Regions from separate parts of the Homo sapiens genome. Here region 1 is linked to region 2. A link is a contact called in ENCODE Hi-C or POLR2A ChIA-PET data. All regions are on one chromosome and are shown on one strand. The core of a region is the stretch at or near the end of the contact, and the rest is flanking DNA. Distances in the headings are between cores, read along the strand shown. Region 1 holds the start of TYSND1 (trypsin like peroxisomal matrix peptidase 1). Region 2 holds the start of FAM241B (family with sequence similarity 241 member B).

Region 1 (5,036 bases), core at 345-2,844, 520 kb after region 2:
AGGGCTATCAGACAGTGAAGCTGCCCAGAAGAAACTCAGCCTTTGAGGGGAGCTCAAAGATGCCCTGTTCCGGATTCAGGGTGTCCCACAGTACCCAAATCCAGAGCTGCTTCGAGCTTGACACCTTGCCCCAGATTCTCCCCACAGGGGTTCTGGGTATAAAGGATGAGGGGAGGGTTCCAGGTCTCTACCCACTACACGCCCAAAGCATCCGCGTGACACAAGAAAGGCCTGCACAATACTCAAGAGTATTAGGGCTGGACCCAGATCTGAGACCTGGAAAGGGATGAAGTGGCGTCAGCCCTGCGGGCTTACTTGGGGGTGGTGGAGCGCACCAGGACCCTGGCTGCTTCCCGAGGGGACACGTGCCGACAGGTCACTACAAGGCGGGGTGCCACAGCCACTCCGGAGCCCCATACGGTGCCGCACTCCACCAACACTGCCGCGGCTGCCCACAGGGGCCCGGAGTCTCGGAGGGGCAGACCCCACGGGACGCCCACCTCTGGCGGCAGAAGGGCGGCCAGGGCAGCGGTGCTGTGCGGCAGGCGGTGAAGCGCGTCGCGGGCGGCGCGGAAAAGGGGGGCGGCGGCGCAGAGCAGCGTGAAGCCCACCCATTCGCCGGCCTTCCAACAGAGCGGCGCCACCACCAGCGCCACCAGCGCCCCCGCGGGCCGCGCGGTGAACACGCCGCCGCCCTCGGTGCCGGGCAGGCAGCGTGCGTCGGTAAGCAGCAGTGGGCCGGCCACGTTGCTGAGCACCCCGCAGCTCAGCGTGTTGAGAAAGATGTCGGGGCAGAAGGCGCCGAAAGGGGAGCCGCAGACCAGCAATGGCGCACCCTTGGGCACGGCCCCGAGAGGCGACACCGCCATGGCTGGCCCGCGCTCCTCCTCCACCTCCTCCTGGCCTAGCCGCACGCCCAGCAGCGCAAACCAGCCCAGCGCTCTCAGTTGATCCGCCTCCTCGTCCTCCGACACTTCGTCATCCCGCGCCGCGCTCGAGAAGCGCCACTGTTCCGCTGCCTCGTCCCCGAAGAGGCGCGCGAAGTGGGCCCAGAAGGCCGGGCAGCTCAGCAGCAGCAGCAGCTCAGCAGGAAGCCGGGGCTGCAGGGGACGCCCGCGGGACGGGGCAGGTGGGCCGGGCTCGAGGCTCGCGCACTGGGGCGTGCACAGCCCTGGGCGGCCCCGCTCCGCGCCGCCCCCGGGACCCGCGGCCGTTGGGGCCCACTGCACGTGCAGGCGCAGGTCGTCCCTGCAACTGTCGCCAGGCAGGAAGACGGCGCCGGCCGCGGTCAGGACTTCGCTGCCAGCTCGCAGGAAGGGGACGAAGATGCCCCCGTGGCAAAGCACCAGGCCCGGGCTACGGCTCAGGATTACCCCGCTGCAGCTCCACGGGCCCGCCTCGGGCTGTCCGGCCCGGGAGGCGCTCACCATGCAGCCCGCCTGCTCGGCCGCCCTCATGGCAGACCCCCACTGCCTTCTCATGGCCTCTAGGCCGGACACTCGGGAGCTTCTCCGAGAAACAGCAAGCTAGCGAGCGAGGACCCCTACCCGGTCCGGCTGAAGCTGCCTAGCGCCACCCACAGCTGGAAGCGAGAGGCGCAAGCTCTGACTCACGTCTTCCTCATCGAGCCCGATTGGCTAAGCCCCAATTGACCCGACCCGATTGGCTGGGCTTGTACCGAGCTCTGATTGGCTTCCTATTCTGATTTTTTTTTTCCTTTCCCCGCCCTCGTTAGTTTGTCCAACCGGTGGGACATAATCTGCCCCATTCCCCCGGATGAGCCCCGGGGAGAGTAAGAGGAGTGCGGCGTCACGAGGAATCAGAGGAGAGGAGGGTGGGTCCCTTCAAGCCTAGTCTCGTTTGCTGGAATGTGGGAAAGGGAATAGAAATGAGCGCTGACGTGCCTAGATTTGCCCAGGCCACGACAGTACCTGTGAGCATCTGCCCAGGTCTAGGCGACCTTCAGCCTCTGACCCTTGGGATAATATGGACCAAGGAAATCCTTGGCCAATTCAGTGTTTTGAAAATTTAAAAGTAAACCCTATAGCAATCCACTAGGGGGCATGGAACTCTCAAGATTACTCCTAGGATTTTTTTTTGCTGCCAAAGCCCCAACACAAATCTCCGAGAAACTGGATTTGCTGTAAATTAAATTGCCCTTTAAATCGACTATGAACAGTAGCTGAAATCAAAAATTTTAATCATACAGGCCTATATTTTACAGTGTGCACATTTCACATAACATAACCACCAGCCAGGATTTATCTAGGCCAGGGTCCAAATACTTTCTGTAGAAGGCCAGAATGGAAACAGTTCCAGTTTGGGGGGACCATACAACTTGTCTCAAATAGTCAACTCTGCAGCTGTTGCATACAAAAGCTAAAGGAATGGCGGTGGCTGTGTCCCAATAAAAAGATACAGACATTGAAATTTTAATTTCATACAATTTTTTGTGTCCAAAAATAGCATTCTTTAAATATTTTTTCCAACCATTTAAATATGTAAAAACCTTTCTTTGCTCACAGGCCATACAAACACAGGCAGCAGGCCCGATTTGACCCACAAGGCATAGTTTACCATCTCTAGTGTACACTAACATAAACTGCTCTACTTTTCCAAAGAAGTACGCTTTAGGACAGAGGAGGATGAACGAGTATGTCGGGGAGTGGGGGGGCGCGGAGCTTCATGATACCCTCAATCAGTCACCACAAGCTAGACAGTTTACAAAGGTCTGCTTTATCACTGAATTGATAAAATACACATTATTTTTTATTTATTTATTTATTTTTTTGAGACGGAGTCTCGCTCTGTCGCCCAGGCTGGAGTGCAATGGTGCGATCTCCGCTCACTGCAAACTCCGCCTCCTGGGTTCACGCTATTCTCCTGCCTCAGCCTCCCCAGTCGCTGGGACTACAGGCGCCTGCCACCACGCCCAGCTAATTTTTTGTATTTTTAGTAGAGACGGGGTTTCACCGTGTTAGCCAGGATGGTCTCGATCTCCTGACCTTGTGATCCGCCCGCCTCGGCCTCCCAAAGTGCTGGGATTACAGGCGTGAGCCACCGTACCCGGCCATCATTAATTTTTATTAAGGTTACTGTATTGCTTACCATATACAATTGCTACTTAAATTCTCTAATCTTTCTGCCTGAATTCTTTAAATAAAGTTAACACTGCTTGGTATAACCCCAGCACAACACAGGATAATGCTCCCAGTACTCCCAGTGACACAAACCTGCTAGAGAAAGGAAAACGATTATCCATGATAGTATGAGGCAGGAATAAAATTAGGCCATCTTGCCATAGCAGGCGGTCTTCTTTTGGTTCTATGACACAGAAGGTGGCTTGATCACAGCACAATTTCTTTATCCCAACTTCCTAGCAATCAAAGAGTTTTTCTCTTGGTGGAGCACAGGGGCTCACACTTGGAATCCCAGCACGTTGGGAGGCTGAGGTAGGAGAATTTCCTGAGCCCAGGAGTTTGAGACCAGCCTGGGCAACATGATGAGACCTTAACTCTACAAAAATTTTGAAAACTAGCTGAGCACGGTGGTGCAACCCTGTGGTCCCAAGCTACTTGGGAGGCTGAGATGGGAGGATCACTTAAGCCCAGGAGGTCAAGGCTGCAGTGACCTATGTTCATACCACTGCACTCCAGCCTGGGCGACAGAGTGAGACCAACTCAAAAAACAAACAAACAAACAAACAAACAAACTTTCTCTCTCGAGTCCAGTGATTCTCCCTCAACGCTCAAGACTCCAGCATGAACTGTTAGGCATTGGGTTTTTCTGTGTTTACAGCAGACCATGGTAAAAAGAAGTCCCAAGTCACAGCCAGAACGCCAAAGTAAGATCTGTTGAGTGCTAGGCTCATGGACTGAGCCTAATCTTATTTTCCACTCTGCCTCAAACAAAACAACTCATTTGCCCATACAACCCATGGCATCCTTTCACAGTAACAAGGACAACAGGACACCTCCAGTACTTTTTATTTTTTTTGAGATGGGAGTCACCCAGGCTGGAGTGCAGTGGCGCGATCTCGGCTCACTGCAACCTCCGCTTCCCCGATTCAAGCGATTCTCCTGCTTCAGCCTCCTGAGTAGCTGGGATTAAAGGTGCGTCCCACCGTGCCTGGCTAATTTTTGTATTTTTAGTAGAGACGGAGCTCTGCCATGTTGGTCAGGCTGGCCTTGAACTCCTGACCTCATGACCCGCCCGCCTTGGCCTCCCAAAGCGCTAGGATTACAGACGTGAGCCACCGCGCCCGGCAATATCTCCAATACTTTAATACTTGGTTGAAAAGAACCCATTGCACTGTTTCCCACTGTTTGTCCCAGTACTTTAGTTTTATGATCTCATTTGGGTTTTTGTAAAAGCAGTCTTCCTACAAGCCTAGTAAAGGAAATTCTTTCTTTCTCATTTTGCCAAATGTAGCATTTAATTGATTTTTTTTTTTTTTTTTTTTTTGAGCTAGAGAGAGTCTTGCTCTGTCACCCAGGCAGGAGTACAGTGGCATGATCTCGGCTCACTTCAATCTCCACCTCCTAGTTCAAGCGATTCTCCGCCTCAGCCTCCAGAGTAGCTGGGAGCTACTCCATGTACCACAATGCCCAGCTAATTTTTTTGTATTTTAGTAGTGATGGGGTTTCACCCTGTTCCCCAGGCTGGTCTCAAACTCCTGAGCTCAGACAATCCACCCACCTCAGCCTCCCAAAGTGCTAGGATTACAGCGTGAGCCACCACACCTGGCCAATTCTAATTCTGTGTAAAATGAGTGAAACACAGCTAAACTAGAACTAGTCCTTGCTAGCATGTTAATATAGATTTTGCTCAAACATCTGCCATCCCCATCCTGTTGCAGAGATGACCAACAACCCTGGGTCCACAGCATGTTCCAAATCTCTCAAGTAGTACTAAATCTATTACTTCTAGTACCCCAGCCTTTTTCCCCCTCCTGGTGGCAAAATTCAAGTATCTCACACGCACCCTAAATGTCTCTTCCTCTATGCAGGGAACTTTTGGTTGCCTCCCCAAATAAA
Region 2 (5,172 bases), core at 1,318-3,817:
CTGCTATGAACAGAAAACCAAAAGCACATTTTTATTGACCACATGTTGGGGTTAAGGCATGACCCAATGCCCAATCTTGTGCTGATGGCACTGGGGAAGGTGGGGGCACAATTGTAAAGAGGCTGCAGAGCTGAGATGAACTCAGGGGAGTCTGTTTGGTGGATGCAAAAGCCTGGAATGCAGAGCCCGGGGACCTGCCTTCATTTGAACGCTGGCTCTGTCACTGACCTTGGGCTCATCATCTACCTTGTCTCTGAGCCTCAATTTCACCTTGGTAAAAGAGGAATAATAACACCTACTCTTTCTATTTCATAATCCAAAAAAGAATGAAGTGGTCTCTGGGAAAACACTTTGGAAGTAAGGACTCTGCACATATAGGGGTTATTATTATTATTACATGAAACAATCACGTTTGTGGATGAAGGGATTTAGATTGGGTGGAGCTGGCCTTCCAGCAGATATTCAGGCCCAAGCAAAGCAGGCCTTTGGGTGATCTACTTCAGGGAAAGCAAAGAGGCCAGGTGGGCAGAGCTGAGGGAAGGAGTTGCTGACAGTGTGCTGGGGCTAGAGTTGGAGGGTTGTCAAAGCCTTGCCAATGAGTTGGGGCTTGTTGGAGCAGACAGTAGGGACCATTGCAGGTTCTTGAGCAGGAGAGACACCTGAAGAAGGTGGAGAGATAGCAAAAGTGGTATGTTGCCTCCTTAGGCTATTTTAGTTGGTAATAATAGGCTATTTCTAAGTCCAGTCAAGCACTATCACTTCCCACCCCAAAGCTGTTCTTGACTTTTCTGTAGGGACTTGCTTCTTCCTCTCGACTCTTACGGTTCTCTCCAGCTGGAGTGTATCTCTCTGGCAGCAGTTATACCAGCTCAAATCTTCCTGAAAACATCCATGATTTTCTGCCTGTATCCCCTGGTTTCCCAGCCCACAGAGGTTACCTCCCTCTTGGGGCTCCTGAGTTCCGTGACCTACTTATGGGGTTCTGTTCATGGAAGGCAGTGTTTCTCGGCCCTAGCTGCTCATTAGAAGACTGGTTTTTAAAATGTCTCCATGCACAGATTGTAACCCAGATCAACGACATTGTGATCTCTGGGGTGGAACCTAGGTATTGGGATGGTTTCTAAACATTCCAGGTAATTCCAATGTGCACATTGCGATTTGGGATCACAGGCCACCTCTGACAATCGGGCATCCTGCCTTGTGATTACTGCTTTCATGCGTGCACTTGGCATACCTGGAACACACTGGGGTGTGGGGAGAAAGCACTAGGATTTTGGTTTATATTTACTTTACATCCTATGCTTTTAAAATGTGCATGCTTTACAATCGACTTGATAGTAGAAGAGGTAATGATCATAACAGTCAGCAGCCGTTGAGCATGTACTGCAGCCAGGCTCTCATCCAAGCACTTGACACGAAAGTGCCAGAAAGCAGTCACACCAACATTCAAACACAGGATGGCTCCAGCAGCCACCTTTTATCCATCATGCCAATCTGTTCTCACAGTACACATGTGTAATTTAGAAACAAACAAAAATAGTAACATATAAATAAGATACAGATACCAGAGCGACCCGTGAAACATTTTTTGCTGATAAGGTTTCATGATCAAATAATCAGACTATGGTGGCCGACTATGAGTCCTCCAGGCCAGGTCTAAATCTCTCTCTTAGTTTTGTTCCTTCTGCCCAGCAGCTAGCAGAATCTGGGTTCTAATAAATGCTCAACAAATATCTGCCACTCCCACAAACATTTATTAAATGATAATCATAGCTAACGTTTATCAACATTGCCAATGTGCCAGAGACATCATACTTAATCTTCACAGAAGTCCTGTAAGGCTATGATTACACCTGCTTTGTGACACTGAGCAGCTAAGTAACTTGCTAGAGTCCAGAACCTGAACCCAGACTGTGGGACTGCACAGCTCATTCTCCCCCACTGGTGAGCAGGTCCACAGGGAGCAGCTTATGAAGGTGGTGGGGGAGAAGTGGATTTTAAAACATCAGGAAGGAGGCAGAGGTGGATCATTCACTCCCTGCAGGTGGTTCCTTCTGCCAAGAGTGACCTTCTCTATCCTTACCTACCCTCCTGCCCCAGCTCAAACGCATCTTCTCCTGGAAGCCTACAGAGGGTTCTGCCCCGTTCCTGCCTCATCTTCCCCACTGAACTTGGAACTCCTAGAGGGCAGGGTTGGGTCCTACTCAAGGGGCATCCACGGAGCTGGGTCAGCAAACATAACACTGGTCATCTGAGCCTGCGCCCGCCCTTCCTCCCAGGCCAGGGCGCCCCCACCCCCTGGGTTTTTCCTCCGTGGACGCCGCTTCCTTTTCCTTCTTTTCTCCCTCCTCCTTCTTCTCCTTCTTTTCCACGTGTCTTCTCCTCCCATCCTCTTTTCTCTCCATCCCCACCTCCCACTCCTTCCCACGCCCCATCTCCCCGACCCCCAGCACCCCGCGCCGCCCCCAACCCTGGGCCGGGCAGGTGCAATTCCTCAGGCGGCCTACAGAGGGCGATGTGCGCCGCCACTGGGCCGCGCCCCTCCGGCGCGCGCTTCCTGTGAGGTCAGGTGGGAGGAAACCGCCTGGAGCCGCCGGGAGTGGACGCCGCCGAGGCCCGGAGTCGCGCCTGCAGGTGAGTCGCCGCGCCGGGGAGGGAGCGCATCCCTCGCTGCAGCCCGGGCCGGGACTTGGAGCCGGTGTCGGGCTCCAGAGGCTGGGGCTGGCGGCCGGGGCAGCGTCCCTCCCGCCCCCGGCCCGGAATGTCAGGTGCGCCGCGGGCCGGGCGCGCGGGTGGCCCACCGGGCGGGGGCGCGATGACAAAGCACAAAGGGACTGCGCGCGACCACCATCCGCTCGGCCTGCGCCAGGGCCAGCGGGCTTCAGGAGGGGGACGCGCCTGTCCCGGGCTCCAGGCTACGGGCAAGACCACAGGGCTCCTGACCTTTTTCGGCATACATGTCACCAGTGCTATCTGGAATGTAGGTGGACACTGAGGCTCATCTCCTGAGAATGAATGGCCTTTACCCAGACTCAAGGGGAGGCGTGGAGGGGCCCCGCAGTCCAGGGGTCCGCGGAGTGGAGCCTTTCGAGGGCCACCGCAGCAACCCCCTCCCATATTTTGGGAAGGCTGGGCCCTGCGCCCGTTAGCCAAGGTTGGACTGGTGTTCCCTGCGAAGTGAGGGACAGGTGAGGGGCGTGCCCTCTGCAGCAAAGGTGTGCTCTTCCGAGGCGCATGATGGCTAGGATGGTCTGCCGCTACCAGGCAGTGGTTGTAAAGTAACCCCGAAGTGACCCTCATCTCCCTGGGTGTTCCTGGGGAAGGCCCAGGTGGTGACATTGACTCCCTGGGGGAGCAACACACTCGACCCATTTTTTAGTGGAAGGGAATTGGAACCCCACTGGGGATGCTGGTGCCCTGGACTCCCAGTTTAGTACCCAGGGAGGGCCCTAGAACCAGAGCTTCTGGCCTCGTGTTCCTTCTCTGCTGTCCGTAGGTGTGATCCCGGGCAGGCCACTTAAGTCTCCCTGTGCCTCCGCCTGTGCAATGGCCGCGCTAGTACCCTCCTCGGGGGAGTGTTGTGAGGCTTGAGTGAGGTGAGCCTTGCAGGATGGGCCTTCCACGGGGCGTGGGCCACAGCAGAGGCTCTAGTCCCAGTTGTGCTGTTGGCAGTGTAGTGATTGGCAGTAAAACTTCCTTTGCCAAGGATCTTTTTGATAGTTTTCCTGGTGGACTCAATGTCTGAAATCTTTTTGCCTGGCAAACAACTTGCCTTTATTTCTCCCCTTTTTGTTAATCAGACACAGCATCTACTCAGCGTGGGTCACCTCTGTGAACATCACTGACTGCAAGCCTCCCTCAATTTCTGGTAAATTTTTTCCTTCAAGCTTTTTGAGGTCAGGGGGAAAATCCTCCACAGATCTTCACGAGTCTGGTCCCAGATCACTAACAGCTAAAGGTTTTGTGGTGGGGAGAACTTCTGTGCCACTTGGCTTCCATTAGCCTGCCCACCCTGACCACACAATGCAGGTGCAGCCCATCAGGGACCCACAGCGCCTGGGAGGATGGTGCGGATCTTGGCCAATGGGGAAATCGTGCAGGATGACGACCCCCGAGTGAGGACCACTACCCAGCCACCAAGAGGTAGCATTCCTCGACAGGTAGGTACTCATTTCCTGTGGAGTGGGACAGATGGCCTCCTGTGTACTGGCTACTCCTAGCTTCCAGAAGTCTCTCTTGCTGGTCACTAACCTTTTCTAGCCTGAAGCCCTCTTTGCAGAGAGCTGGGGAAGATGCAGTGGCTTATTGTCTACCTCCCCAGATCTCCTTTCTCCAGGCGCCTCCCCAGACTTCACAGCCAAGAGCTCTCTCTCCTTTAACTTGGTTAGCAAACCTCACTGGAGCTAGCGTCTTTCTTTTAAGAGTGGGTTGGATGACAGAAGCTGGAGAGGAAGTGGAGGAGATGAGCCCTGGGCACAGAATAATCATTTTAAAGGGGTGGCTGGGCGCGGTGGCTCACACCTGTAATCCCAGCACTTTGGGAGGCTGAGGTGGGCGGATCAGGAGGCCAGGAGTTTGAGACCAGCCTGACCAACATGATGAAACCCCATCTCTACTAAAAATACAAAATTAGCCAGGTGTGGTGGTGCATGCCTGTAATCCCAGCTACTCAGGAGGCTGAGGCAGGAGAATCGCTTGAACCTGGGAGGCGGAGGTTGCAGTGAGCTGAGATCGCGCCATTGCACTCCAGCCTGGGTGACAGAGCGAGACTCCGTCTCAAAAAAAAAAAAAAAAAAAAAAAGAAAGGAGTGATGATGAGTATTAAAAATGCTGGCCCTAGAGCCATGCCCTGTAGTCCAACCTGCCTCAACCACTTCCTCTCTCCTCTGTCCTGGGCCTGATGTGAGGAATATAGACTGGCATGTTCTGTGCTCTGAGAGCTTGTGACTTGGTTGTTGGGATTCTTATGGGTGGCATGGGGGATTGCTGAGAAAGGAGGGTGTGACCCTGGGTGGCTGTAGGAAGGGCAGGATGCAGCCTAGAGAGGTTGATTCCTGGCTGGTGCGTCAACCCAATGATTCATTCATCTCTCTCTGTCTTCACATTCCAGAGCTTCTTCAACAGGGGCCATGGTGCTCCCCCAGGGGGTCCTGGCCCCCGCCAGCAGCAGGC

Evidence for each region. Hi-C counts contacts between places; a loop is a spot of excess contacts on that map. ChIA-PET counts read pairs that join two places held with the same protein, here RNA polymerase II (POLR2A). Pooled maps may share reads with other maps.
Region 1: a loop to region 2 is called in a pooled map, with 7 times the contacts of the local background. The contact joins the promoter of TYSND1 here to the promoter of FAM241B in region 2. A Hi-C loop is called at or near these places in 7 of 50 pooled maps. POLR2A ChIA-PET finds 5 or more read pairs at or near these places in 3 of 52 experiments (CD4-positive, alpha-beta T cell, MCF 10A and activated CD4-positive, alpha-beta T cell).

Annotation. Positions count from the first base shown.
Region 1 is chr10:70,145,106-70,150,141 of GRCh38, forward strand. TYSND1 (trypsin like peroxisomal matrix peptidase 1) reads right to left here and starts at 1,595. Exons shown (of 4, transcript NM_173555.4): 1 at 316-1,595. The coding sequence starts at 1,481. It overlaps SAR1A (secretion associated Ras related GTPase 1A), which reads right to left. Exons shown (of 7, transcript NM_020150.5): 7 at 2,184-5,036. RefSeq lists silencers at 497-726, 1,057-1,366 and an enhancer at 857-906.
Region 2 is chr10:69,627,680-69,632,851 of GRCh38, forward strand. FAM241B (family with sequence similarity 241 member B) reads left to right here and starts at 2,568. Exons shown (of 4, transcript NM_145306.3): 1 at 2,568-2,634; 2 at 3,801-3,868; 3 at 4,030-4,160; 4 at 5,111-5,172. The coding sequence starts at 4,065. RefSeq lists an enhancer at 3,111-3,996.